Regions from separate parts of the Homo sapiens genome. Here region 2 is linked to region 1. A link is a loop called in an ENCODE intact Hi-C map of the cell type or tissue named here. Cell type or tissue: mammary epithelial cell. All regions are shown on one strand. Each heading gives the region's core, and the rest is flanking DNA. Links, peaks and the distances in the headings are about the cores only. Region 1 holds the start of LOC105378772 (a long non-coding RNA gene). Region 2 holds the start of ROR1-AS1 (ROR1 antisense RNA 1).

Region 1 (11,906 bases), core at 2,717-10,716:
ATTTTCATTATACAAAATATGGCCGGGCGCGGTGGCTCATGCCTGTAATCCCAGCACTTTGGGAGGCTGAGGCGGGCGGATCATGAGGTCAGGAGATCGAGACCATCCTGGCTACCACAGTGAAACCCCGTCTCTACTAAACATAAAAAAATTAGCCGGGCATGGTGGTGGGTGCCTGTAGTCCCAGCTACTCAGGAGGCTGAGGCAGGAGAATGGTGTGAACCCGGGAGGAGGAGCTTGCAGTGAGCCGAGATTGTGCCACTGCAGTCCAGCCCAGTTGGCAAAGTGAGACTCCGTCTCAAAAAAAAAAAAAAAAAAAAAAATGCAAAAAGCAAAATATGTTGTTCCTGCATGGAGATTGGGGGAGGAAGAGAATTATATTTTGCAGTGTCTTGCAAGGAATAAATACCATCAAAACACTTGAATATGAAGTTGACACTACTTTGGAATAATGTAGCCCATTGTGCCTGAAGCTTAACAGACATGACCCAAAGAAAAGAATGGTTCACACAATATCAAGAGTACTTTGTGGCAGAGGTGGGACCAGACTCCATCCCCTGGTCCTCACTGCACAGCCTTATAACATCATAGCTTCTCAAAAGTATCCTAAGATTGCAATGGAGACCAGACCAAGCAGTCAGCCCCATCAGAGCTTGGAGGATGCTATCAGGGAAGTGTATGTTTGTTTCTTCTTAATCACAGTCCTATTGTAAGCCTCAAGGATTTAGGACCCACAAAAGGAAATTCTCAATTTCCACTGCTTTTTGTACTCAACTTTTAAAGTCAAAGATGGAAAAGGTAAGAAAATAAACAAGAGACTTTTTTTAAAAAACAATATTCTGTATGACACCACTTATATGAGGTACCTAGAGTAGTGAAATTGATAGACAGAAAGTAAGATGGTGGTTGCCAGGGATTGGGAGGAAAGGAGAATGGGGAGTTAGTCTTTAGTGGGCACGAGGTTTCAGTTTGAGAAGATGAAAAAAGTTTTGGGATGGATGGTGGTGATGGTTGCATAACAATATGATTGTACTTAATGCCACTGAGCTAAACACTTAAAAATAATTAAAATTGTACGTTTTGTCACGTATATTTTACCACAGTTTTCAGAAAGTGCAACGTCCTTGGTATAATCTGGAATCTCCATACCCCTATGCACATGCATCCCCAGAAACAGGATATCGTATTCTAAAGAATGATAATAACAAATTTATGCTATTTTTAATTCACCTTAATTTTGTTGTTTTCAAAATAATTGCATATACGTGGTTGCATCTGACAGTCACCAAAACTGGGAGAAAAGCATAACTGATCTTTTATTTCACAGATGAGTAAACTGAGGCTCAGAGTTACACTGCTGACAAGTAACAGAGTGGTACTAGAACCCAGGACTTCTGACATGTATTCCTGGAGCCATGCATGATCCTGTGTAAAAGTTCTAAGTTGATACTTAACATATTTTACTTACTAATCTTAGAAAAGAGACTAACACATTTTAAAAGGATTTTCAAAAACTTGAAGTGGTTTAGAGGTTTTAAGCATGAAAATAAGTTAACTTAGTTACCTCATTGTCTAGACATCCTGATTAATGGAGGTTTTACTATATAGTAATAATAATGACAAACCCTTATATAGAACTTCACTGTGCACCAGGTACTGTTCTAAGTACCTTAAGAACACTAACTCATTTATCAAAATGTACTATTTGTATTTAAAATGTATAATGAAATTTATTGAGACTTGCATGTGCCAAACACTTTCCTAAGTGCTTTATACACTTTATCTCATTTAATCCGTGTAACAGTCTGAAGCAACAGGTAATACTAGAGCTTGGAGATGTGAAATAATTTGCTCAAGGATACATGAGAACAAGTGACACAGCCAGGACTCAAACCCAGGTCCACCCATCTCTTTACTGTGATTCAGATGGTGTCGTGTGTGTCTTTCTATTCACTGTTATCTCTAAATGTTAGTTACGTCATTCAGGCAGCTGGAGCAGTGTCCAAGTAGGGATGCTGGTTGGCTCATAGTTTACTTCTTGAAGACTTCTAATTTTACCCTGAAATTCTGGCTGGAAATTTGATTCCATTGCTGAAAATGGAAGAAATACAGCTTTCATGTTCATGCACAATTTGCTTTTTCATTTTTTTTTTTTTTTATTATCCTGAGACTTACTGTAAATCACACTTTCCCATCAGTCCTGGGGGTTCTGATTATGTTCATGGGGTCTAGCTAAGAGCAAGGGCAGTAAATTACTGCCACTTTGTTTGAAAATTTTTTTAGCCACAGTACATTAGCTGCTTTTGTTTGCTTTTCCACTGGTGGTGTGCCCATTTTTATTTCAGAATTTTTGTTTCTTGAATGTCTCATTTGTGAATAATGTAGCTTCCAAAATGGAATGATTGGAGAAAAAATATGAACGAGGGTGTCTTGTTTGGCACCTGTAAGTTTTTTAAGCATTTATAGCAAAAATGAATTATTGAGTCCCCCCTCTTTCTCTCTCATACTCTCTCTCACTCACTCATCTGCATTCTCTTTCCTTCCTATTCTCTCCATTCTACTCCATTTCCCAAAAAACAATTGCTAGATAATGACCATTATGGTGGCTAATATCAGGTAACTACCAAGAAGTGCCTTCTTCCAGGCTTCTGTAAGTATTCTTGTTTATTTGAAAGATTGATAGATCAGAGGGTCAGGGGATGTGTTTTATTGTAAGTTTCTGTTCCAAATTTCCTGACATTTTCCATTAAAATATATAAATAAATAAGCCTTTTAAAAGGAAGAAATGGAACTAATAAGAACCAGACCCTAAAGTGATGGTCAAAATGTCAAAAATAACTGCTTTTCCTTTATTCAGTATCATTAATCTCGAGGTAGATACCTACCTTTCCATAGACTCTCCCTAATAGCTTGACCTGATTCTCTTGCTGGGCTATTCACAAATAGAGTGACTTCTAAAGTGACACCAAAATCCTCAGTAGCTCTTCAGGAATTGGTGTGGGAGTTCAGTGGCAATATTTTCATATGTTTTTCAAATCACATCTTTTGGTAAAGTGATGAGAAAGGAGGCTGTGGCACACACTAGCAGTCCAGAGCACAAGGCCCCCTCATGAGTCTCCATCATCATAATGTTTGTGAGATCATCCTAAAGGTGCTAGAAAATAGTGATGCTTGTGTGCAACCTAGATGAATTTGAAAATTAACTGATTTTCCTCAAGTTTGTCAGAGTTTCTAAAGTGGCTTTGGAAAGGGTTCCATTGCACACGAAGAGGAAGCTTAAGTTAGACAATGTTTGTCCTTATCAATAATCCATACAAAAATTGTTTATTTCATTTTCTTGGACTTTATATGCGATACCTTTCAGGGAGGCTGCCTACCTCATAATAGCCCTCTGTTGTCTGATAGCTGCTTTCACGACCCATCATGAGGGGCCTTCAGCAGCCATGTTTGAATTTATAACCCTGTCCTTCTGGTGAGAGTTGATTGGACCAGGGAGAGGACACCTGGCCCAGGTTACGCCAGAGTCTCTTTCCCAGGAATTTGCAATTGGAACTCAGAGGTAGCCTGTTAGTGTTTGTCAGTTGCTGTTAGTGCCAAGAGATCAATCTGGGGGCCATAGAGTGTTGATCTTCTACTGTGTGCATAGAAAAGCCAAGAAAGCTGGTTTTCAAAGAGAGATTTAAGCAGATTCATAAAGAGAATTAGAGTCTGGGGGTGGAGGGAGATTCCTGATCTGGTTCCCGGCAGCTTTCCAGTTCTTGGTTCTCGTTCCTCCCGAAACCTGGCCAGACATCTTGCCAGAGTTTCACAAGAAACCCTTGCATCCTGTGTTAAATTCCCCATCCACCTCGTCTGCTTTTCCTCACCCTCTTACACTGGCTTGAGTTAGTTCCTGTTGCATGTAATCAAAGAGTCTTAACAAAGACAGATTGATACCTCTCTGGTGTGTATTTGATTATAGAGATGGCCAAGTAAACACATAGATGGATGTTCATACTTGCCCTTTGGTACCCTAGAAGGTTTGAGTTGGGAACAAACCTCAGAGATCTCCTAGCCTTATCCTCACATTAGACAGATATGGAAACTGAAGACTATAGACAGGTAAAATAAGTGATTTACCCAGGGTCACACAGCTAGGACTCGATCCCTAGCCTTCTGGTCCTCAGGCCAGCCAATGTTCTTTCTAGGCTGGCTCCCTAGTGCCATCCATCCATCCATCCACCCATCCATCCAGTAAATATAAACTGAGCAAGATTCTGCTACATGACAGGTACTGGGGTACATGTTTTTTGTCCTCAACAAACTCACAGTGTGGAAGGACCAAAGTTCTTTATGTTTATTTTTACTTCATTCCCTGGGGTTTCCCATCTGGAGGGCACTTTACTAACTTTGCTAGCCCACGATCACAGCGAGTTCATCCAGGAGTCTCCCAGAATATACTCCCATCATGTATTCTCTGTGCCTCTTGGGTCTATTCTTTCCTAATATTTGTGATAATCCATGTTCATATTGAATCTCCCCTGGGAGATCCTTGAAACCAGGGACTGTGTGTAAGTCATTGCTTTTACTTCCTAGCACGGAATCTGTCACAAGATACTTCTCCAATAAATGTCTGCTTTTCTAGAGAATTTACTTCACTCCTTAGAATCTCAAGTGAGAGCTGTGTATCAGTTAGCTCCTGCTAGGTAACAAACCACAACAAACATAGTAGCTTCCAGCAACAATCATGTATTATTATTCTCTCTCCTGGTTCTGAGAGTTGACTGGGATCAGCTAGATGATTCTTGTGCAGAGTCTCTCATGTGGTTGCAGTCAGATGGTGGCTGGGTCTAGGGTCATCTTAAAGACTTTGTCATTCACATGTCTGGTGTCTCGACTGAGAAGACAAAAACAGCTGGAGTCTGGAACAGCTGGGGCTGTTTCACACACAAGTGTTGTTTGCACAAGAGATGTCCAAGAGCTTCTCTTTATTCTCTCCAAGCACTCTCCATGTGGTGGCCTCAGGGTAACTGGTGACTGAAGGCTCCCAGAGGGATTGCCTCAAGTTTTTTTAAACCTGACTCTGAAGTCTCTCACACAGTGTCACTTCTGCAACATTCTGTTCTCAGAGGTCCTGCCACATGCAAGAAAGACACGATCACAGAGGTCCTGCCAGGTGCAAGGAAAGGGCACACAGACTCCACCTTCTCATAGAAGGAGCATCAAACAATTTGCAGATAGTTTTCTACATCTCTGCTTGATATGTCTTCCTGCATGAGAAATATGAAAAAATGAACACTTTTCAGGGAGCTTTCATTTCAGCTGGAAGCCATGATTTTCAGACAACTGATAGTTTCTGGCTTCACTGACAGCTACATCCATTGCAACTAGTTTGCTAGCCCGAGCTGCAGTTACTCACAGAATTTGCTAACTATGGACTTTAGTGGCCTAGGAGTTAGCATGGGCAGGCAAGGTGGATCAGGGCCTTGTTTTATCATGCAATTCTTGTGTGCTGGGAACTGGCTAGGCTCTATGGTTAATAAGACCGTGATGAAAAGATGCCTTGGGGTTCCTCAATGTAGTCATATATGAGTGGTTCTGTTTTTAGTTGTCACCATGATGAGGGTGTGCAGTTGACATTTATTGAATAGGGGTTTAGGATGTTAAACACGCTACCATGTGCTAGCAATCCTGCTGGAGGAGGAACTTTCCTACCAAAAATGCTAATAATTTCTGACCTAATGTCAGAAACACAGTGAAGTGGGGAAGCTGTGAGAAGTGCACTGTGGAGTCCTCAGCAGATATGCATGGTACATGTCACCAAGGGTGGCATCTGGTTTGTGTGCCACACTCTCCCCAAAACAACTGCACAGCTTCTGCCCTTCCTCTCCCCTCTGCAGCCTTGCTCTCCATCAAGGCCCAATGCAAGCACCCCCTACTCTCTCACACCTTCCCTGATTTCTAGAGCTGGACAGGTTCACCCCCTCCTGAGCATAAAACAGCCCTTTCCTTACCTCTTTCCTTGTTCTGATTATTTTCATATGTTTCTTTTGTATCACTGTTTTGCGAGGCCAAGGAGAGATGGGACAGGTCCCCCCTCCATGTCCGCACAAGTATTTAATAAGTATTTGCTTATTTATCTTCTGTTTCCCCTCTCCTGTCTACTCCTCGCCTCCCCTAAATGCCTGCACATTCCAGCAAGAGGACAGGAAGTCTGGGGTTTCTCCGCCTCTCCACTCCACACTGGGTCTTGCCCACTCTGCCTGATAAAAGTCAGGGAACCATCTGGCCTCTCTGCCACCACCTCAGTAACCTTGGCCAGCCTGTTTTGATCTCAGCCTCCCTTTCTCCACCCTATCTTGTGAATGCCTTCAACACTCAGCATCTTGACCACACACTTGGCTTTTGCTCTCACTCTGACTTGTACTTCCAAATTAGATCCCTAGAATAGCTCTGCTTTCCTTCCAGATCTTAAGGGGCTCCTGAAGGACAGAGGCCGCATCACCTCTTTTTAAAAAAATTCCACCGATTGCAAGGTGTTACCTCCTTTGGAAACCCTTCTCTGACACCTCTGGCCTGGAAAATGGGTTAAGTTTCCCCTTTCTAGGGTTCTTTACCACCCTGAACATACCCAGATCACACTTTATCATGATTATCTCTTTACCTGCATGACTGTGTAGCCAGGATGAGTGATCTTTGAGTGCAGGCTCTTAGGTTTTTGTTTATCTATTTATAATAGATAGCAAAATAAAAATAGATCCGTTCATCTCTTCATCTAGCATTTTACACGTCTATCTTTAGCAAGCCTGTGATCAGTTTAAGGAGCCACAGCAAATGAAAAAGGCATGGTCCCATCCTCAAAGTTCACGGCCTTGTGTGTTGAATTGATTTTTGTCTCTTGCTACAAAGAAAATAGTAGCTCCTTCAGTCTTCATCTCCAGATTTCTCAGTGCTTTTCTGTTTTCTTGAAAAGCAGTAGAGCAGATAATTTCTAATTGTTGAGGAATCTGGTTCAAAATTTCAAGGCAAAACCGCCCCATTCATGAGAGAGAACATTCAAGTGACAGGGCCTTCACCATTGCACTGCCCTGCTAACAGGAGACCTTGAGTTGTGGTCAAGTCAGCAGATTCTTTTAAATTTTGAAATACAGATCTTGCATAATGAATGGAGAAAGGGAGAAAGAATGGCTTGTGTGCCCTTTTGTGCTCCTTGAAGTTTACATTCTGGGAAAACATGAAACTGGAGTGTCAGCCTTGGTGGAACTGAGTTGGAATGCTGACTGGCACACAAAGGGATTCTGGTCCTGTTTAACCAAGATGTGACTTTAGAATACTGAGATTGTATGACTTTATGGATCCCCAGAGGAATAGAAATTCATGGGCCAGAATGACAAACTTTTATTTTGAAAGCCACCTAGGCTCCACTTAGAGCCATCAAATGCTTGAGAATTTATTATGACTGGGCAAGCCACTGCCTAAGAGTCAGGCCAGGGTAGTGAAAATACACACGGACTTTGTCTTTGAATGACCTGAATGTGGCCTAGTTCTTCCTAGCACAGGGCTCTCTACCAGAGCTGAAAGCACAACTGTTGCATTTGCATGACATAGAAGCAGCCAAAAGCTTCCACAGTGAGGATCATGTGTCGTGTTGATGCTGAGGCATCTCCTGTGCATGGTACTGAAATCACAGAGATGACTTATGATGTGTTCTGTTTGTGTTGGCCCAAAGCCCAAACCAGAAATGTATTTCAGGCTTGGCTTTCTAGATTCTATCTCCAGTCATGTAAAAGTTCATTACGTGGACCCACTCATCCTGTCCTGCTATAGTTAAGGTCTGTCAGCATTTTTCAAAGGTTTATAATTCAACCACAAAGGAGAATGCAGTCTTTAGGCTGCAATGTGACCTATAAAGCTTAAGCCCCGGGGTCAGAAACTTTGCTTTTTTGTTGTTGTTTTTAAGTTAGGCCCTTACTAAGTTATAGTGAAGCAAAGTAATAGCTGGTGGTTTTGTTATTATTATTTGGTTTGGTTTTACAGGGATGGGAAAAGCTTCAAGTGACTTCTTGGAATGTAGATGTACCCTAAACCTAAAGAGTTGTTAGGACTATAGATTTACTTATCATCCTAGCATTCAGCTAAAGATGGGGGTTTAGTTTTTAAAAATTTAGCATTTTAAAATTGGGATGGATGAGGCTGAGAAAGTTAGAAACAAGATTGGGAATATTTCACCAAAACTCAAGGACCAATTCTCAAGCCAGAAACTTTGTATTCAAAATTCTAGTTAAAAGACTTTGGTCATATTATATAAAAATCAAGTCATTTCCCTGATGGTTAAGTTTGTTTCTGCTCATAAATTCTAAGTATTCCCACTTAGAAATTTAAGTGAAAAGTGCACATATGATAAATATAAAGTAACAAAATGATACCTTCTCATAATAAAAACACTTGAAAATTTGAGGTAAAATAGATACAAAAATACACTTTCTATGTCTGTTCAGCTGCTATAATAAACTACCATAGACTGGGTGGCTTATAAAACAACAGAAACTTATTTCTTACAGTTCTGGAGGCTGGAAGTTCAAGATCAGGACACCAGCATGGTCAGGTTCTCCCTGTTGAGGGCTCATTTCCTGGTTCACAGACAGCTGTCTTCTCATTGTGTCCTCACATGGTAGGAGAGGCAGGGGATGTCCCTGGGGTCTATTTTATAAGGGGACTAATCCCATTCGTGAAGGTACCATCCTCATGACCTAATCACTTCCCAAGGCCCCACCTCTTCACCCTGAGCATTCAACATATACATTTTAGGGGGCCACAAACATTCAGACCATATATCCACAAAAGCTTATAATCAGCAAAAGGTCTCTTAGAGTAACCTAATTTGTGGTTACTAAGGATCCCATTAAATAACCTGCTCCTGGGGTAAAAATAAAGACTGGTAAAAATCATAGCACCTTTGGTGTGGGAAGGAGGTTTTATCTGGATGGTCTCAAGTCAATTAATAGTGGGAAAAGTTCTTAATGACAGTATGTTATAAAATGCAGATTGGCAGTAGGGACAGGAGAAGAGTGTCAATGGAACTGAGTTCCAGTCCAACCTGTGTACAGTCTAGCTATGCTAAGACCTCTATAAACCTTGGTATCTTCCTTAAAATGGGGCTGGAAAATCCTATGTATATATACAGGGTTCTGGTGATGACAAAATGCAATAATACATGTAAAATGCCTGATAGAATCAGTGCCTAATATATGTTTTTCCCTTCTTCTCCCACCTTTATTAATTATACCTGAGACATAAAACAATCTAAATGCTGGAGACCAGCCACTCTAATTTGGTAGAGATCTTTTCTTAAAAGGAAAAAGTAGTTTCCCTGAGCTTTTAAGAGTGCATTTACATACAATTTGTCTATTTGTAAAAAAGACCTATTCATTAAAATAAGCCTCTAAGTAGCAAAGTGCAAGTTTTCTTAAACTCCTTTGAGTGGCACCACATGCTAACTGGGCTTCCTAAGGAAAGAACTATAAAGGTGGCTGTCTTTCCCCATTAACCCTGATTTATAGGGGGTTTTGCTCTAAGTGCATATTTGCAGAACCATTCTTAATGTGTGTGTGTTCTCTCCCCAAAAAGGAGGCACATTATTGGCCATTTGTTGTCTTTGGTCCAGTGGATACTCTTTAAACCCACTCTTACTACTCTGTAGTCAATAGCCCAAGCTCAGCTTGATGCATTAGTCCTTGTGTTTTCAAGAAAATGTGTTCGGCCAGCACCCAGCCCAGCACAGCACTTCTTTTCTTTTCACTTTTAACCATCATATCCCCTGGTTTCCAGCAGGTTCATTCACCCAGAAAATGTTTATCTTCATTGTGCCACCTCGGTACTTAACCTGGGGCAGAGGTTTGGATACTGGGGAGTGCAAGAGGAAGGGTTGGGTTGGAGGTGCGGTTTCACTCTTTATCAGTTATGTGACCTTAGGCAACACACTTAATGTCTCAGCATTGGTTTCTTCTTGTAAACAAGGGATTGTAGTGGAGAATACTCCTGAGGATTTTTGAGGAATAAGTTAATTACAGGGTTTAACAGGAAGCCAGGCAAGAATCAGGGGTCAGGAAATGGTAGTGATAGTTACTGTAGCCAGGTGTTCTCTTATTCACTACACAGGAGAATCATTTGGAGAAGGGCTTTTAAAAATGCTCATGTCTGGATTCCATCCTCGAACAATTAAATTAGAATCTCTAAGGGTGGGACCCAGGTATCAGTATTTTTTTCTGGAATACTTTTGATATTCCAGAGATGGATTAAATCCTTTAACCCCCACAACATCCCTAATGGGTAGGTATCATTATTAGCCCATTTCACATTTGAGGAAACTGAGGCTTAGAGAGGTTAAATCACAGCAAGTAAAAGGTGATGCTCAGATATGAAGCCAAGCAGTCTAGCTCCAGAGCCCATGCTCTTGGTTGGTGTGACGCAGTCTATTATTATAAGCAGTGCCTCCAGTGAGATGTCCGGTGAGAACTAAGATCCAGCAGGTGGGGTCATCCGATGGTTTCGGTCCCTTCATACCTTCAGGTTACCCACCTCCTGCTTTTACCTTCAGCTCTGTGTGTTCAGGACTTCCCAGCAGCCCTGTATCAGATAATGAACTGTGGTTATTCAGAAGTCCCCCGCTATTTTCGGCTGATTTTATTAAACTCAGCTTGTGGCTTGAACTCAAGAATGTGCAAGCTGATTTAGATTATGCTTTGCATTGAGTTTATTAAGATAAAAAATATTTCCCGAGATAGTGAGTCAGAAGTATTTATGGTGAAGTGTGCTGAAAGTGAATGCAGGTTGATAGCGTGAACAGAATGTTCTCTCCAAGTCAAATGCGATGACCTAACTGTGTTTGGCAGCCTTCCTTTATGTTTAGCTAAGCATTTCATTTCATGTTGGGAACCTCCTCCCTCTTCTGAAAAGCATCAGTCATGTGGGAGGCTAGGATTTTGGCATGTGCCTCTTTTGATACCAAGACCCAGGCCCTAAACCTAATTGTGACTGGCTCCTCGGCTGACTGGCTGGGTTGCCATGGCAATGGACTGCTCAACTCTTTATATCTCAGTTTCTCTCACCTGTCAAAATGGGAATATAACACTTGGCCCCACCTTCCTCCCTGAGGAGAGATGGGGGCACTTTGAAAATTAAGTAATAAATGTTGGGAAGGATTTGTGGATTTGTGGATGTGACATCTTGTCAAGTGGGTAAATAATAAATGGGGTGTCTCCAAAGCTAATTTGCCTAAAATTCACTTGAGCCTTCCATTTACTTCATCAACCAGCGTTTATTAAATGCCTATGAAGTTCACAATAACACATGAAGTGCTGAGGGGAATACAAAAAATGTAAAAAGGAGGAAATAGAGTCTCAATTCCCAGAGAGGTCATAAAATAACTTTTTTCTTGCAGTTTGCTTTTTCTGGTTCATTAAGCCTCAGTACAGACCATGCCTGCACTGTATTTAAAAAGCTCATTCTCAATGATGACTTCCAGTTACGTCATAAGCAACTAGTGGTGATTTAGTTGTTTTCAGTACCAGTGGGTATTGTCACATGCTTGATGGACTCATAAAAAGGCAAGAATATTTTTTAGTTCAGGTTATGAGTGGTGCAAAGGACAATGAAAGACTACAGGTTGGATTGATTGGGAATCTGATTGCATCAGAACATAATATGGTCTCTGCTGTTCAAAGGCGTGGGTTTGGGTCCTGGCTCTGCCGCTTTCTGGCTGTGTGACTTTGGGAAATTCCTTAACTTCTCTGTGTCTCAGTTTCCTTATCTCTAAAATGTGGTCAGTTTTAGAGTCTACCTCATAGGATTGTTGTCAAGTTTAAATTAAAGTGTGTAAGATGCTCAGAATAGTGCCTGGCATTTTGTAAATGCTCAGAAAAATGTTA
Region 2 (11,906 bases), core at 2,652-10,651, 75 kb after region 1:
AGTTTTTAACATGAAGGGATGTTGAATTTTATCAAAGGCCTTTTCTGCATCTACTGAGATAACCATGTGGTTTTTGTCTTTGGTTCTGTTTATGTGACGGATTATGTTTATTGATTTGCATATGCTGAGCCAGCTTTGCATCCCAGGGATGAAGCCAGCTTGATCGTGATGGATAAGTTTTTTGATGTGCGGGTAATAAATTCTTAGCACACGGGTACAGTCTTTTGTTTCACTTTGTTTTCCTCGTTATTCTGTAAACCTGCCAGTTTATGCACGTCAAAGGTCTAGAAGACCTTGCCAGTTCCTCTGTCCAGAGTCCCCACCCTGCCACTGAGGAGTAGCATGCAGTTTCACAAGTCGTGTTACCCCAAGAGCTTCGGTTTCCTCATCTGTAAAACAAGGATGATAACACTTTCCTCACATGATTGTTGAAATGATCATAGAGTAATAATAATAGTCAGAGGTACAATTTATTATGTGTGTTATGTACTGGGCGTTATATTAAGTGCTCTACACGTATTATCTCATTTAATTTTTAGAATAACCTTTTCAGTAGTTGTTGCCCCCATTTTGCAGACGACAAAAGTGAGGCACTGAGAGGTTGTGTAATTTACTTGAGTGCAGGTGGTCAGTAAGTAGCAGAGCCAGCATTTGAACTTAGAATGTCTGGCTCTAAGCCTCAGACTCTCTTAACCACAAAGCTCTCTGTCAAGTGCTATACAAATGTGAGAATTATTATGAGCAATGATAGCTAGTTTAGGTGATTAAAAAGCTTTATGTGCTTCAGAGAGTTTTCACAGGGTAATCATCATAAATTCCTTTTTCATCGTCTTTGCTGTTCCATCCTTGTGATCATTATGCAGTACCTATTATGTTTCACCTTTGTGTTTTTTTCTTTCTTTTCACAAGTTTAAATAAGGGAACTAGGGGTCTTTTTTTTAAGTCAAGCTTTGTTAATAGATTTTCAGAATGCACATTAAAGTGCCAGAAATTGAGTGCTTTTCTGATTAGTAAAGATTGTATTGGTTTTTTTTTTTAACAATTCACTTTTTAGATTTCTATTTTAAGCCCACTTAGAGCTGATTACAATAACCCCTATTTATAAATAGAATTTTACTGGGCCTCACCTCTGACGTATTTTCAAATTCAGTCTCACTCACTCTAAGTAAAATAATCATTCATCAAGTGAAGGTAGGGTAGAATAAGAGCATATTTCTGCAGCTACCTCTGTGTTCTGAGGGAGCCAGCCATAAATATTCAGCATCGGTGGTCAGAGTTTGGCTCTGCATTAAATCATAATCATTTTACTGGTGAATAAATGACATGTTTAATTATTTTATATGGATGTATAAATTTTGGTCTTGATCTGGGCAGCATATTTTTAACATCTGGATTTTTTTGTTTTCTTGTTGTGTGTGTGTGTGTGTGTGTGTGTGTGTGTGTGTGTGTTTAAATCACTGTTTAGGCTGGGCATGGTGGCTCATGCCTGTAATCTCAGCACTTTGGGAGACCAAGGTGGGTGGATGGCCTGAGGTCAGGAGTTCAAGACCAGCCTAGCCAACATGGTGAAACCCCATCTCTACTAAAAATACAAAAATTAGCCAGGCATGGTGGTACATGCCTGTAATCCCAGCTACTAGGGAGGCTAAGCCAGGATAATCACTTGAACCTGGGAGGCAGAGGTTGCAGTGAGCCGAGATCACACCACTTTACTCCAGCATGGGCGACAGAGTGAGACTCCATCTAAAAAAAAAAAAAAAAAAAAAAAAAAAAAAAAAAAAAATCACTGTTTAGCTTTAAGTGCTAGGACACAAAATGTGAAGTCACTGTGGTCTTTAAAAATCTCAATTAACCAGAACATTCAAATTGCTGGGTGTATTCAACACTCCACTTCTGGGATAAAGAGTTAAGTGACAAGGGCAGAGCTGGCCGTGGGAATCACTATGGGGCTCCCAGTGCCTAGGCAAGTCAGGTTGAGTGAGCCTCCACTCCACCCATCACATAACACACACACACACCAATACAACATTCTACAACAAAAAGTTAGCAAAAGAGTGTTCAGCAATGACAGTCTAAAATGGAAAAGTCAGAGAGATGAAGTCTCAAAGGGACATTCTGTATTCTGGAGATTATGTGTAGAGAGATACAGAAGAAAGTCATTTGGCAACAAGTTTCAACAAGCTTCTGTTATATGGGTCACCCTTACAGGGTCGTAAGCATCCCTTGGGGGATTGTTAAAAATAATGTTTAGGACCCTGTCCTAGTCCTACTAAATCCAAATCTCCAGAAAACCCAGGGAAAATGATTTATTTAAAGGGCCACAGGTATCTTGGACACACCCCAGAGCTACTGAATCACAGTCTCTAGAGCTTGGGCCAGGAATCGGAATGCAAAAGAAGCTCCACAGGTACTTCTGATACAAACCCCCGGCTTAGATCTCTGGGGGTGGTTCCTGGCAATCTGCATCTTTAGTCCATCCTCTAGGTGTGTCTTACAGACACCCCAGTTTGAGAGACATGGCATCAACTATTGTTCTGAGTTTTATCAGAGCAGAGGTAGCCAAATCTTCTAGACCTTATAGATCAGCTCCGATGCACAAGATTGGCATGAAAACAGCTTACATTAAAGTTTACTTAAAAATTACACATTTCCTATTAATTTTAATCTTCACAGTCTTATGAGGCTGCTGTAGCTGGAATTATAAGTGAAGAAAATGAGGTTCAGAAAGGATAAGTAACTTCTCCAGGGTATTTTCTGAGCACTCTGAGCAGGTGGCAGAGTTTGGGCTCAAATCACATCTTTTTGACTCAAGCCCTGAGCTCCATTCCTGCACTTATGATGTGGTGCACAGTGCCTAGATAGCACTTTCACACATAGAATCTTCCTTGTGCTATAGAAGAGCCCTGTAGGCAAAGTTACTTATCCTTTCTGAAAAATCACAATCTCGGCTCACTGCGACCTCAACCTCCCAGGTTCAACCAATCCTCGTGCATCAGCCTCCCAAGTAGCTTGGACTACAGACACACACCAGCATGCCCAGCTAATTTTTGTATTTTTTTGTAGAGAACAGGGTCTCACTTTGTTGCCTAGACTGGTCTCAAACTCGTGGGCTCAAGCAGTCCTCCGCTCTGCCTTCCAAAGTGCTGGGATTATAGGTGTGAGTTACCTCATTCAGGCCCTCCTGCCTTCCTTTTATTATATGGTAGGGTGGGATGGGCAGGAATTTGTTGTCTTTTGGGGGCTTCTGATGTCCGAATGTCTTATTAATTAGCCCTACCAACAGACACAACTCAGACCAGAGCTAACCCTGTCAATTTAGACATCACTTCCTCTAGGAAGCCTTTGCTATATCCCTCCAGTAAAGGTCACATGACCTCCTCTGCACACTCAGTCTCCCTGTCTTTGTCCATATCACATAGCACTATCTGTTCCATGAGGCCAGGTATTGTCCATATGTACAATAGGAACATAACTCTTAATCAAATATTCGTGGAGTTGATGAACAAGTGCAGTTAGAATCAGTGGATAAATCCTTCTAATATTCAAAGCAATGAAGGCAGCTCACTTTTCTCCTATGCCTATTCTAAAATCAAATTATTCTTTTATTCATATTGTCTGTTTTAACTAGATTTTATGTGCATAAGTGTATTGTAAAGTGGGAAGGAAGACCACTAGAGGCAAGTACTTCCTTCTCCATTTGATGATGAGGAATCTGAAGGTAAGAGGCAGCAAGTAACTTTTCTAAGGTCACACAGCCTATCAGATATAGAGCTGGGTTTTGCATTCAGGTCAATTGAACATTGAACCCTGAGGACAGGCAGCTGGTAAGTATCACAGCTGAGATTAAAACGCAAGCCATCTAATTCCCATCCTCATCTTTCTTCTGCTTGCTTCCTGCCTAAAAAACAGGATAACAAAGGAGGGTTGTTTCTGTTTGTAATTTCAAAGTTAGTACTCAATATATCACAAGGGTCTCTTAAATCATACAGTGTTCATTACCTGCATATTCCTTGTGAGAGTTAAGCTTTGGTCTTCCTCATTTTACCAGATGGGAAACCAAGGCCAGGAAGTTTCAGCATTCTCACCAGCTCTTCAGAAAGCTCATGTATCTTGGAAGCAGAATGCAGGATGGTGCTGGAGGGGCTGAGAGTAGGTAGGAAATTAAGGGACTCTGTTAGGAGCAGTGGAGTAAAGACCTTTAACTTGAAACCATTTAAAAAATACTTTCATACCATATATTTGTGAGCCCAGGTAATTTCTGAATTTCTGATCCAAATCTTTTCCTCCAAAATGCCTGCTAAGAAACTCTAGAGGTCGGGGGTGAAGCGGGGAGGGAGAAGGAAGAAAAAAAAAAAGAAAGTACAATGATTCCATTCAGAAACTTGGTCCAAATCCTTGTCTCTTTCTTCTATCAGAAATCCTCTGTTGTCAGTCCCTGGCATCACCTAGAGATTTCCTTACCAGCAGCATTCTTATGTTTTTACTAAAACTTCTCCTAGAAGAGCATGTTTTGCTTTTAGGAGCCAGACTTAAGAAAGTGCATCAGCTTAAAAATACATTTGCTTGTAATTTTTGTCCATGCTGCCATCTGACAGGATTTGAGGATGCTTCCATTTCTGCCAGGATAATAGCTTTGTTATCTGCTGAGATCTGCAATAGCTCGACAGCACAGGAAATCTGTGTCTCAGCCCCCTGCTCCAAGTTTAGCTCATCCATTACCTAAAATTGGGTTTACACAAGGAAAATTACTTTAGTGCTAATCCAGTTGACTTGTAAAGTAAATTTAGCTTCCTCGGGTTCCTAGTCCCATAATCTAAACTGATTTCAACAACAGCTTTAGGAGTCCTCCCACACTTCTTAAGAACCCTCAGGAGCATGGGTCCCCAGCAAGCTGACCACAGCTACTAGTCATCTTCAAGCCAGTGATGTTTGCTGCCTTGGTACATTGTCCGTGGCTCCACAATTACACACTGGAGGGTAGGGCTGGGAGTAGTGGGAGAAGATAGCCTTGGGCTATTCATTTCACATTTCTGTGTCTCCGTCTGTAAAATCCTGGTAACAAATGAGGTGCCACATAGAGGGAAAAAGTGGAATTAAATGTTTTGAACCCAACTCACAGAAAATCTGTGGAGTAAAAAGCTGATTACAAGTAACAAAATCTTCCTTTTTTTCTCCCTTGTTCCTAAGTGTTAGACCTGGGTTCACTTGCCACAACTTATAAACCAATCAAATGTGATGATGTTTAAGACTTGCTTACAGTGGTTTCCCCAAAGCTAATCAATGAAAAGTCCTTACATTCCACAAACTAGTCAGCTTTGCAGCAACAGCCTCACCTTCTTGGGGAGGCACATGATGTGAGTCACACAATTTTCATGCCAGCCCAGAGCGTTGGGTGCCATTACAAAGCCATGGGTGTCTTACATGAATGGGAGCCTCGCGGGGGGTTGAAGAGGCTGATCTGATCTGTGGTTCCTCAATTCAGAGGACATGAGCTTTTGAAAATAGGCCTTTCTAGGTGAATTGGCCTGCATGTCATAGTTTACACATACTGAGAGCTGATCATATATCAATAATTGTTCTAAGTTCCATTGTGGGTGAGTGCTATTGTGATGTGCTATTGTGTGTGTACTATTGGGTAAGTGCTATTGTGATGTTTATCAGATCCTCATCATAACCACATGAAGCAGTAAAGGTATTATCTCCAACTGGGGCACAGAAAAAAAAAGTTAACTTGTCCAAGTCACATAGCTAGTAAGTGGCAGGCCTAGAATTCCAACCCAGGCATTCTATCATGATTACTAGTGGCCACGAATCAGATGATTGTAGTAACTTGTCCTGGACTTGGGAGATCTGTATGCTGACTCATAGAGCCCTAACAGTGTCTTAATTGATACGCCCAGTGGTTTCTTCTCAGTCACCAGTGAACTTTGTAGAATAGGATGCAGCTGGTTACCCTTTCATAGCATCTTTCACCCTTTTTTCCCACCTCTTTGAGACTCTTTTTAGTGTGCTTTGTTGACTTCTCTTCCTCTTTCAACCTCATATTTGTGGATTCCCCCACAAGTTTCTGTCCCTGCCCTTCCTCCTTCCCTCACCATCTAATCTCACCTGCATACCCAGTGTGCTCATCAATTCTTATAGGTTCAACTGGCAGTTCTATAAGGATGACTGAAATTTATCAGCCAACCCTGACTCTTTTCCCGAATGCAAGACCTGCATTTCCAGCCTCCCATTGGACATTTCCCTATGGACAGCCTGCCAGCATTCCCTATTTCACCTCTCCACATTGCCGCACTAATTTGCACAGTAGCCAGTACATAATAAGCATGTGATAAATTGGTAATAGATGAAAGAATGCATAATTTAATGAAACAGTTGCCACCTTCCATAGATTTAATCTTCCAGACTGCTCTTACCTAAGCTACTTTCTTCCGTTTTTCTGAATCCCCTCACTTAACCCTGCTCTCAGGTGCCCCTCAACCTGCATCTTTTGTTTCTCTTTGTTCTGGTGCCTGTTTTCTTCTCTTCTACACTCTTTTATAGTTATTTCTGTAAATGTCTTTTCTATTCAAGAATGTGCATACATTAAGGGAAGAGATTGTATTTTCTTCATTGGTTTTCACTAAATAGCCTAACACCGTGCATTTCACAAAGAGGCACACCATATCTATGGAAAGAGTGAATCAGTGAAAGTAGACATAGCACTCTGCAGTTTACAAAGGGCTTCACAGGTACCATCCCTATATTCTGCAGTAGGCCGAAGAGATAGCCGTTGAGTCATTAGCCCCATTGTACAGATGAGGAAGCTGCAAGTTAGTGTGGTCGTTAATGGTCCAGAATCTCACTGCTCTTAAGTTTCCAAGCCATTCTTATGATTTTAAACTGGAAGGCAGATCATCCCCTCATCATGACTTTCTCCCCCATGTACTCGGGAAAAATGAGGGAGAGAGACAAGAGAACTTTGGGGTGAAAACTCACATTGGGAACAATTACAAGTGTGTCTGATTTGGTAGCTTGGATGTTACAACCACTCATCAATTTTCATGTGGCTTCAAAGACCCTCATTTGAAGCTCCTAAGAGCAGCTCACTTCAGAAGAGACCCAGGTACCAATTTATTCTGGAGAGTTCCAGTGTTTCGTCCTAAAAAAAAAAAAAAGAAAGAAAGAAAAAAGAAAGCATAAAGTTTAAACAGATCCAAGGATTTTTCTTTTGGAATCTGACAGATCTGGGTTGGAGGCCCAACTTTAACATTTAACAATCGCCTCCCTGCCCCCATTTATAAAATGAAGATAAAAACACTCTTACTCGTGGTGATATATGTGGATTAAAAGGATAAATTTTAAAGTGCTTGGCATGACTCCTGGCATGGGAACTCAGTCCATTTTCTCCCTCTGCCCCTGAATTGTGCCTCTGCCTTTAACTCCTTCTATATGTGGGACCATGACCGGTGAACTTGGGGCCAAGATGAGCCTCACCTACCAGGGGTAGAGAGTAGAAAGCCCAAGCTGATGACTGAAGCTGGAAGTGTCAGCTTCTTGCACAATTGCTGCCCTCTTAGAGCTGCTTGAGGCCATCTCAACGTGCAACATGACTGACATGCAGTTAGGTCATTGAAATCACACCATCGGAATTCTTCAGCTTAATATGTCGCTTCTTAGAAAGTTAATGCCCTTTTGATACTATCAGTATGAAATGTTGAGAAGCAAAAGCTCAAAGGCTTAATTTTAGAAGAGAGAGAGCAGTTTCTAAAGGAGTGACTGATGGGAGAGAGACTCAGTAGTTGACTATGCAAAGGTGCCCAGGGCAGGTGTGAACAACAAAGCTGGCTTCCTGATACAGGTAGTACTGAAAGAACCCCGGCTCCACAGCCCTGCAGCACCTTTAAAGAAAGGGTGAGGGAGACATGCTTAAGCATTTTTTTTTCTGCTCCACAACAGGGCCCAGGGTATTGACAGTGCTGACAGAACAACTGAGAAGTTGTTTAGGTTGGCATTAACAAACCCGGCACATTGCCTTTTCTGATTGACACAATTCAAACGGGTATCAACTGCCTTTCAGTACCACTGAGAAGTGGTGAACGATGAGGGAATCATAGGGCCATCCAAGTGCATTCCTAGCAGGGACCATGAATCAGCCTTATCTTGTCCCACCTCCTCTTTACACAGGGAGGTAAGCCAAGGCTCAGGACATCATCAGATATGTGATAAATCCTCCATTAACTGGAATAGTCAGTTAACAAGACTTGTTTGCCTTTTATATTGTTATAGTCCAATTTTGGTTAAGTAGAGGTAAAATAGGTAAAAATAAGATGGTTGTTTGTTTGCTTGTTTTTGAGACGAGGTCTCACTCTGTCACCAGGCTGGATTGCAGTGGTGCGATCATGGCTCACTGCAGCGTCTACCTCTTGGACTCAAGCAATCCCCCTACCTCAGCCTCCCGAGTAGCTGGGACTACAGGCACGTGCCCAGTTAGGTTGGGATTTTTTCATTGAAGTGATTTTAAGTAATATGTACAGTTTCACATCTGGTACCTTGCTCCACCATTTACTAACTAGGTGACCCTGGACACATTTCTTTATTTTTATTTTTATAACTTGCTCTGTTGCCCAGGATGGAGTGCAGTGGTGCAATCATAGCTCACTGCAGCCTTGAACTCCTGAGCTCAAGGGATCCTCTTGCCTCAGCCTCCCGAAGAGCTGGGGCTACAGGCACATGCCACCATGCCTGGCTAATTTTTAATTTTTATTTATTTATTTATTTATTTTGTAGAGACAGGTCTTGTCTTATTGCCCAGGCTGGTCTTGAACTGCTGGCTTTAAGCAATTCTCCCACCCTAGCCTCCCAAAGTGCATTTCTTAAATTCTTATATATGCCTCAGTTTACTCATCTGTATAAGAGGGTAAATAGAACTTACCTCTTATGGTTGTAACGATAAATAAATAAGATAAAGTATATATATGTGTATATATATATATCACTTAAAAAGAATAAGCACTCAATATATATTTATTTTATTAATACTGCTATTATCATCTGCTTTTGCTCTATCTCTATTCCTGCCTGATGCACCTGAAGGTTGAGCGGCATTGTAAACAGAGGGTGGCAGCATGAGCTTAGGCATTGTGTGGAACTGGATGTGAACTTGGGGAAATTGCTTCATTCTCTAAACCTCAGTTTCCTCATCTATTAAATGGGAGGAGTAATACCTGCCTCTGCATGATTCTTGTATGGAACAAATAAGATCATATTTATAAAGTGCTTAATACACACCTGCCAATAAATGGTCAACATGATTATGGTTAGAATAAGGATTCTAAAAGCATTATAAAGTGCCGGATCATGAAAGATCGTAGCTCTTCATTGATTCAGTATTTATCTCTTGAGTACTTGCTTTATGCCAGATACAGAGTTTGGCACTGGGGACCCAGATTTACAATGTGTTGAAACAAATGGAAGTTTCTCGTGAACTCTTGGTCACTAATGAGATGAGACCATCCCGTTCCACCGCACTTTCAAGTTAATCCATGCTCTTCTATAGAATCCTTACATTCCAGCTGTGGGATGGCTGTGTCTCATATCTCCTCAGATCAAAAAGCATTTCTGCGAACAGTGATATTGAACATTAAACTGGCTGCATCAAACTTGAAAGGATGGGGCGGTGATTTTGTGTCACAATATTTTTAACATTATGCCTGGCGAATGTGCACATGTTAGATATAAAGGAGGTTTCCAAAGGGGAAGCTTTACTACTTGGACTTTTAAATTGCCAGGCTGCATTCTTGGGAAAGCCACATAAAAGAATACCCCTTTTTAAATGAGTATTACCTCAAAAAGTATAGCTCTTTTACGAAAGGAATATGTTGTTCTGAAGCCTTGTCCTTGATGATTTTACTGATATTGTGATGGTTATTTCAACTAACATAAGAAGGAATCTATTAGATAACAAACATTCACAGATTGCCTCTGCTTGCTGGGAATTACATCCAGCAGCTTGAAGAGCTGGGTATATTGAAAGGAAAAGGGCGTTTTAAATGTATAATCTACTCTTCCCTTTGGCACCAATCCGTGTAGTGAGACAACACTTGGCTGGGACTCGGGATCTGGCCCTGGCTTCCATTCTGCCATGACTTTGAGAGGAAACTCAAGTTCCGCCTTCTCCAGGAAGTTATCCCTGACCACCCCAGCCTACGGTGGATTTTCCTGCACTGAATGTGTTACACTTAGATTCCATGGTATATGATTTAACACATGGCCTCTCATATGAAATAACATATGAAATGTTATTTCAACATTTTATATCTTGTCTCTCCAGAAACGTTACATGCTCCTTGAGGGAAGAAATCAAGTCTAACCTGCCTTTTGAACCCTCTATGTAGTGCTATAAAATAAATATGTCCTCAACCAAGTCCTGATTGACTAAGAAAACCAGTGATTGGTCAATGATGTTACTTTGTCTTCTGCTAAACATTTTTGGGGCAGGGGATAGAGGGGTGTGGGAGAATGGGAGTTCAACTCAGAGGAAACTTAGTAAAGAGGAAAAGACATAACAGACCTGGTATTGAGTCCCCATCTGGCCAATTAATCACCAAGTTATCAAATAAAGCCTATTTGATCTCTTCGACCTCATTTTCCTCATCTTTGAAATATCTTCCTCTTAGCATGATTTTGAGGATCAAATAGAGATAATATATGGAAAATTCTTTGTATGCAGGAGCCCACTTTGTAATGTTATTCATTGCTTCAATTTTCAATTTGGCTTGGGTTAAGAAAAAAAGTATTTTTTTTTCTCTCAAACCAGTGAGCGGGGGAAGAATGATAAAAATCACATTTTCTGAAATTACTCTAGCTTATGTAAGAAGTTTGATCTGCCAGTATTTGCCTTTTTCTCACATCACCTGCTGCATGCCACACACCTGATTTGTCTGTTGTGTTCATGTAGGATTTTGTAGCTCACAAAAGCATTTTCACATGCATTATCATACAAAAACCCTGTGATACAGGCACTGTGGAAGTAAGTATTCCCATTTCATTGATGAGTAAACTGAGACTCACAGAGGCTTTAAAAATGCCCCAACATCACCCTATCAGGCTGACAGTGCCTGCCTTCCTCCAGCCTTGTCCTCTTTCCACAACACCACACTGGTTCTCCTGTACAAATATTAGGCAGCTCCCACAAGACATTCTCAGTCACAAACATGATCACCATCTACTTCCTAGTCAAGGAGATCAGTTCACGCATTTTGTCTTCATACAAATAATTAAAACAGGGACTGGGTACCTTGGCCCATGCCTGTAATCCCAACACTTTGGGAGTTCAAGGCGGGGAGATCACTTGAGCCCAGGGATTTGAGACCAGCCTGGGCAACATGGTGAAACCTTTTCTCTACAGAAAAAACACACAAAAATTGCTGGGTTTAGTGGTGGCACTTATGGTCCCAGCTACCCGGGAGGCTAAGGTGGGAGGATCACCCAAGCCCAGTAGGTCAAGGTTGCAGTGAGCTGTGATTGTGCCACAGCACTCCTGCCTGGGTGACAGCATGAGACCCTGTCTCAAAATAATAATAATAATTAAAACATTCAAGCAAGATCCCATTCAGTTTATAAGTCATTAATAATTCATAATAAATGTAAACATTGTAAGCCTGGCCTTTCTGTATTTAGCAGTATAGCAAAATGGTTAAGAATTAGATGGACCTGGCCGGGTGCTGTGGCTCACGCCTGTAATCCCAGCACTTTGGGAGGCCGAGGCAGGCAGATCATGAGGTCAGGAGTTCAAGACCAGCCTGGCCAACACGGTGAAACCCCATCTCTACTAAAAATACAAAAATTAGCTGGGCATGGTGGTGCATGCCTGTAATCCCAGCTACTCCGGAGGCTGAGTCAGGAGAATTGCTTGAACCGGGACT

What was found. A loop is a pair of places that touch in the nucleus more often than their neighbours do. Peaks named below come from ENCODE experiments on the same cell type or tissue, not always from the same donor. Only the 100,000 strongest peaks of a DNase experiment are listed, where the experiment ranks them.
Region 2: it touches region 1 in a loop (2.5-fold over the local background); 4 of 110 quality-filtered maps call a loop at or near these places.

Annotation. Positions count from the first base shown.
Region 1 is chr1:64,032,041-64,043,946 of GRCh38, forward strand. All of the region lies in intron 2 of ROR1 (receptor tyrosine kinase like orphan receptor 1), which reads left to right. LOC105378772 (a long non-coding RNA gene) reads right to left here and starts at 2,973. Exons shown (of 2, transcript XR_947458.3): 1 at 2,886-2,973; 2 at 1,895-2,091. In mammary epithelial cell, for the core only: no CTCF peak of the experiment used is centred there; a DNase peak (open chromatin) is centred at 7,701; H3K27ac peaks cover 2,797 bases.
Region 2 is chr1:64,106,651-64,118,556 of GRCh38, forward strand. The region is part of intron 4 of ROR1 (receptor tyrosine kinase like orphan receptor 1); the gene reads left to right. ROR1-AS1 (ROR1 antisense RNA 1) reads right to left here and starts at 5,555. Exons shown (of 6, transcript NR_110666.1): 1 at 5,296-5,555; 2 at 4,462-4,719; 3 at 4,233-4,307; 4 at 4,000-4,143; 5 at 1,670-1,743. In mammary epithelial cell, for the core only: no CTCF peak of the experiment used is centred there; DNase peaks (open chromatin) are centred at 5,361 and 5,871; H3K27ac peaks cover 3,352 bases.